Regions from separate parts of the Homo sapiens genome. Here region 2 is linked to region 1. The links are chromatin loops, found by intact Hi-C in ENCODE. Cell type or tissue: transverse colon. All regions are shown on one strand. Each heading gives the region's core, and the rest is flanking DNA. Links, peaks and the distances in the headings are about the cores only. Region 1 overlaps SETBP1 (SET binding protein 1). Region 2 overlaps SETBP1 (SET binding protein 1).

What was found. Peaks named below come from ENCODE experiments on the same cell type or tissue, not always from the same donor. Only the 100,000 strongest peaks of a DNase experiment are listed, where the experiment ranks them.
Region 2: it touches region 1 in a loop (4-fold over the local background); 7 of 110 quality-filtered maps call a loop at or near these places.

The regions. Positions count from the first base shown.
Region 1 is chr18:44,802,129-44,805,041 of GRCh38, forward strand. All of the region lies in intron 2 of SETBP1 (SET binding protein 1), which reads left to right. Among named protein-coding and RNA genes, the nearest start is that of SETBP1, 120 kb to the left of the region's middle. RefSeq lists enhancers at 898-947, 1,006-1,488. In transverse colon, for the core only: no CTCF peak of the experiment used is centred there; a DNase peak (open chromatin) is centred at 1,203; H3K4me3 peaks cover 472 bases; H3K27ac peaks cover 2,500 bases.
Region 2 is chr18:44,741,734-44,744,646 of GRCh38, forward strand. All of the region lies in intron 2 of SETBP1 (SET binding protein 1), which reads left to right. Among named protein-coding and RNA genes, the nearest start is that of SETBP1, 62 kb to the left of the region's middle. RefSeq lists enhancers at 625-2,913, 2,459-2,913. In transverse colon, for the core only: no CTCF peak of the experiment used is centred there; a DNase peak (open chromatin) is centred at 1,130; H3K27ac peaks cover 2,500 bases.

The DNA of each region.
Region 1 (2,913 bases), core at 244-2,743:
TCAGATCAGAGCTGGTGCTTCCATCATTTTTTTTGCATCAATGTCACTGGCCCTGAATCTTTTTCTGAAACAGAGACAGTCATTCTTCTGAGGATCCAAATATTTTCTATGATAGTTTCTGCTCACCTTTCCTAGTCTGGTTTCATGGAAGAAAGATTCATAGATAAGTAGGTTGATTCTTGGAAAGAACCTTTGTGCAGATGGCTTTTGTTCCAGGAATCAATTATGAAGACCCACTGATACTTGTCAAGGCACAGGATTGGGGACTTTAGCTTTGCGAAAGTGTCTGACTATATACAACCAAAGAATAAGCGACAACTTTGCTTATTTGATCTCATTCAACTGGAATGCTCTCTTTCCTTGTCAGTACCCCATTCATTCTTCAAGAAAGGAGTGTCTTCCTCTGAAAAATATTCCTAGACTTCTTAGATTCCAGGTGTATCTTCCTTCCTCAGCATTCATCTTGAGCCCATGTATCTATTCCTTGTCCCACCCATGTGATTGCTTTATGCACACATCATAACTGAATCTGCTTGAGAGAGAAGGGAATGCCTATGTGTGGTTTGTCTCACAAAATCTAATAAGATGCCATATCCAGAACGATGACTCATAGTTACTTAATGAATTATTCAGGTCAAGCATGGCTTTCTCAACTATTCCTAGACTTTTCACTTCTCCTTAGTAATAGCAGGTCTTCATTTCTGGCCATGGGGTATGCACGTCGGTAACCTGCCAGTCCTCCAAGAACCAAGCTTTTTGTTTGTTTTTTGTTTTTGTTTTGTTTTCAGTAGGAATCAGCTATGTTCCCCTGGCATCAGAGGAAACCTGTAGGTATTTCTGTGGGTCATTTGGGCCTGGGTGTCCTTGAGTAGACGTTGAAAAGTATTCTTCCAAAGCACAGAGCCCCATGCGGAGTTAAAGCAAAGATCAGAAAACCAGAGAAGGTCTCGGGAGAGAACACACCATATAAGGTAAGGGCCAATATTTGCTTGCAGGGATTGGGGGAAGGGACATCCTTAGGAACCGAGAGTAATGACTTTGGTCTTCTGAAAGTGCTGTTCTGTTATATAGCAGGCCATTAAACTATGTTAACAGTCATATCAGTTATGTTCAAAATGCTGCTCCTTTGTATATAAACACAGTGGAGTTCTGTAGCTGTGAAGGCCCAGGCCCTTGGCACGGCTGTTCCAGGGTAGGTAGTAAAACGTTTCTTCAGGACTCTGCAGCAGCTGCCCTAATGGAACACTATTGACTTGAGTTACATCGGAGCTAAATATAGCTGGTGCAGTCATGTCCACAGGATTGCATCTGATAGCCAGGACAGAATGTGCTTCTTAGAGACATGCACTTCTTAGACTGAGTCTCCCAGAAGCTGCTTCGAGACTCCTGCCCTTTCCCTTTCCTCCATTATTTTCTCTCTTGATTACTCTTTCTTTTCACTTTTCCTCTTCCAGCTTTCCTGTTCTTCCCCTCTCCATACTTTAGGTCTCACTTCCTCAATAGTGAAAACAAGGAGTTGGGCATCTTTAAACTACCATTCTTAAATTCTTACATTTATCTTTTCTCTCTGTATTCTTTTCTCTTCACCTCTTTTTCACTATTTTTCTCATTCTTTACATTTCTTAATTTTTCTCTATAACTCTTTCACTTTATCCACCTCTAAACAGGGTATATTCTTTAAAAGAAACTTTTTCCTATCTAGCTAAAATTTACTGTTTTCAGGAAGAAAACTCAGATTTAGACAATTGAATATTTTTTCATTAAGTAGTGATGTCTTCTCATGGTCTGTTGCAAAATGACAGAGAAGTATGAGGTAAACTAGCATATTATTGGAACTATTTTTTTTCTCCTTTTTCATCCCTCACTCTTTTGGCTAATTAGTTATCAGGACAAGGTAAGAGGTTGTGTCTGCAATAAGTAAATTGTTTTTAGCCATCCATACCTTTTGGCAAACCAGTTGCCCAAATACACATGATTTTGAAAAAAGAGAGGCACTTGAAACAAAGAAAGGAAACCAAGAGGTTATAAAATTGAACAAGTTAATCTCTTATGTCTTAAAGTGGAGGATATAGTGTGTGCATGGTTGTGCAAGTCTGTGAGTCAGTGTGTGACATTTATTTCCATTCAGGTTATGAGGATGAAAGAGGAGAATATGTAGATGGGCTTAGGCCAGGCGATTTTGACCAAAATGTTATGTATTCCTCATCATGGAATATTCTAATTTGCTTCAAATCATGTGAACCTCATTTCAAGCAGCAGATATTTTCCTGAAGAGATATGAATTTTTGTAAACTGTAGAGTCCGTGGAGAGCCTGGAGAACATTCTGGCAGAATATGACAGGTAGAATAGGGTAAGAGAGCTGTTCGAAAGTAATCCTGTGGCTAACTTATTTTGCAAGATTTGGTTTTGGGATCTGGGTTTTCCCCTCCCTTTTAATGGGTACCTTAAAAAGAATGAATGCTTTTACTAAAGGATCCCAAAGTATTTTCATAATTCTCATGGTCTATGAGAGAACATGCAGTTCTATCCACTATGAGGAAGGCAAAAGCCCATAAATATGGTTCAACTTGCCCCAAGCACACAAACAGAGAACTTGAGTATTATAAAGGGATTTGGGGACCATTAAATCCAGCCCTCTTCTTATTAGTAAAAAGAATGAGCTCAACGTGGGATGGTGATTTCTGATAGAGCTTGCATCGTTTCTTACACTCTCATGGTTTTTTTCTCCGGATATGGGGGAACATCCTTAAGGGCCCTGTGCAAAGGCTTCCACTCCTCCAGGCCATGTCACCTATCAGTCTGTGTGACATGTGTTTCACAGAACACACAGTGAGACATAAACGATGATGGGAAATTCCTCTGTAAGCCTTAGACACAAGGCTGCTGCAGGATCCTGGCCTCCCCTGGAATAA
Region 2 (2,913 bases), core at 136-2,635, 61 kb before region 1:
ATCTCTGCATTTCTTCCACTGAGGAGCGTGAAGCCACTTGGAATCCGGTGCCTGCCAACTCCTCACCCACCCCTGACGCTTCCTATTTTCAACCCAGCCAGTGCACTCCCTCACTAACCCTCAGTGCTCAGCCGAGAGAGCTTTCTTGGGTTCCAGTTCCCAGACTCACAACTCCTATTCTGTCTGCTGCTACTCAGCCCTGGAAATGTTCTTGCCCTGTATTTCTGGCCTCTAAGGACGGAGGTGGAGGTGGGTGCAGCACGCACAGATGTGTCTGTAGACTCCCCTGTCTGGGCAGTGCACATTACCCATTTCAAACAGACCATAATCCCTGGTGGTCTTGCTCAAGTCTTGTCTTCTTTCTAACTTGGAGAACTATAGGCAGATGACAATGACCATTTACATTTTAATTTTTGAAGACTGAAACATCTTGGGGGATCAACCTTGCTGTCTCCATTAAATAGGTAAACTGAAGCCAAGAGAGGAGAGTTATGCAGACAAAGCAATGCAGCAAAAGTGGGTGATCTCAGCCCCGCACCCCGGTCTCCTGACTTTCACACTCAGCCCTTATCAGTGCCATTAGCTTTGCTCCTTGGCTACTGACCATCTCAGTCTGAGGTCTTCTGGGAGATTTTGCTCTGGTTTCATGTCCTCTAGTTAGCACCTTTTTTGTCTCCTGGCCCTGGTCCTTATGCCAAGATGGGGTGGCAGAGAGGATGCTGGGGCAGGAGGATGCGGAGCACAAAAGTATAGCTCATTGGCTGGCATTGCTTTTCATGATTTGACCATCCAGAAGCAGCTATTGCCATGAAAGAAGATAATGGCAGGAGAAAAGGCAAGATGACAAAAGAATCCCTACCAGAAGATTTGGGAGGTTGTTACTGACTTATTTCAGAAAGTCTTCTTTCTTCTCTTTTTTTCCTGCTCACCAAGTACGCATTAGCCCCAGGATGTCTGTGGGGAGGGCCAGCCTGCCTCTGTGTCCTTAGCAACCTCCAGGGTGTCTCCCTAAGTATGTCCCAGGGCCCTCTGCTAGAGCTCTGCCTCAGAGTTGATCTATCTGAACAGGTTAAATAAACAGGTCTGTGTTTGGGTTAATTATCACTGGTTCTGTTGCTCTCCATTACTGCTCCATCCGGGACTCTGGCCAAGGAACAGATGGGAGAGGCTGCATCATCACCCCTGCCTCCTCATTGTGTCTGGCTCTCCCTCCTTCTCTCTCTCTCTCTCTCTCTCTCCCCCCCTGTCCCGTTACCCCTTTCTGTCTCACTCCCTTCCTCCTTCCCTTCCTGCCTGCCTCTCTCTTCCTCCCTCCTTCTCTTATTCTCCACCTTCCTCCCTTTCTCTCTCTCTCCTCTTCTCTCTCCTAGCCCTGCTTCCCTGCCTTCCCTTCCCCCTCCCTATTTTTGCTCTTTCTCTCTCTCTCTCTTTCTCTTTTTGGCTGAGCAAATAGGCCAGATGGTGGTGAGGGGAACAGACAACAAGTGAGGCATGGCATATGGGGAGCTTGTTTAATTTCGGCTCCTGTAGGGAAGTAGATTGGAGGAGGTGAGCTACAAAAGCAGAAAATGGAAAGGGGAAGGGTAAGAAAAAAAAGAAAAGAAAAACAACAACAACAACCGACCCTTCCAAGGGGGAAATTGGATTCAATTTACTATTGTTGGCCAGTAGAAGCAGTTGAGAATGAACTGAATCGAAAGTAGAAAGTGCCCTTTTTGAATTTCAAAGGTACAGCACCCCCCCAACCCCCAACCTACAACAGACCTCACTTGTACCAGCTCCATATTGCCCAAGGATCTGGTTCTGGGAGAAGGGTCTGCCAGGGGCAGTGGGCATGGGCAGAGTTTCTTATACAACGTGGGATATGGCTGTGTGTTGGTGGATCAATTCCAGGAGAGAGAGGAAAAAGAAAATAGCTCTGTGGCTAAAATTAGGGGTCAAGGGAAGACTAGCCCCCATTTAACCTACCTCTTTTTTTCTACTAGTTGTCTGACTTGGTTTGATGCACCTTTTGTTTCGATTTTATTCTGCTCTACCCATGGACAGCTGCCCAACATAGCCACACCTCACCCTGCTGCCATTGTCTGCTCCCTTTGCATACTTGGAAAAGTGCAGGCAGGATCTCGGAGAAGTGAGTGTAAAGATGTCACTGAATGGCCCTCTAGCAGAAGCCTTTTGTTTTCAACCAAAATGTATTTAACCTTCATGGTGACTGCCAAGAATGTCAAATTTAAGGCTACATTAGCTGGAGTTTCTGGAGAGATTCTGGCCACATATAATGGCACATGCCTTGGTCTCATTGGTGTGCCATTCCCACAGATCAGCGAAATACTGCCTGCTACACCCCTGAACATTTCCACTCTGCCATTGCTGGCGAACCCCCACTCTCAGAGAGCAGGTGGATTTCTGACATCCAGGAAAAGCTGTGACCCAGTGCAGCGTTGAGTCTCAGGCTCCTGGGTCTCTGGGGACTGGAAGAGACCAGAAGCCTTAACAATTACCCTAGGAAAGGAGAATACAATCCAGGCTCATCTGCTGGAGCTGCACGCCTGCTCCCCCCTTCCCTGCAGGGGCCTCCCCAGCTCCACCAGGCAACCCGTTGTTCTGCAGCTGATAACCGGATTAGGCAGCAGAATGGGGCAGATGAGTACCCTGAGGGGCCCTGCCTGGGAACAGGGGCTCCCTGGCCTGGCGTGAGGGCTGCCACTGTCAACACCCTAAGCCGCTGCCTCCTGCAGGGCATTTGCATGTGTGTGCGCCCTACTGTACGCGCCCAAGAGCCAGTGGGAAATGCCGGCGGTGGCAGTTCACACGGGGCACTGCTGCACAAAGCCCCAAGGCCAAGCGGCACGGTGGCCCTGGCTGGCGAATGTCGCGCACCCAGTCTCTCGCAGCAGCGCCTGGCGCGACGAC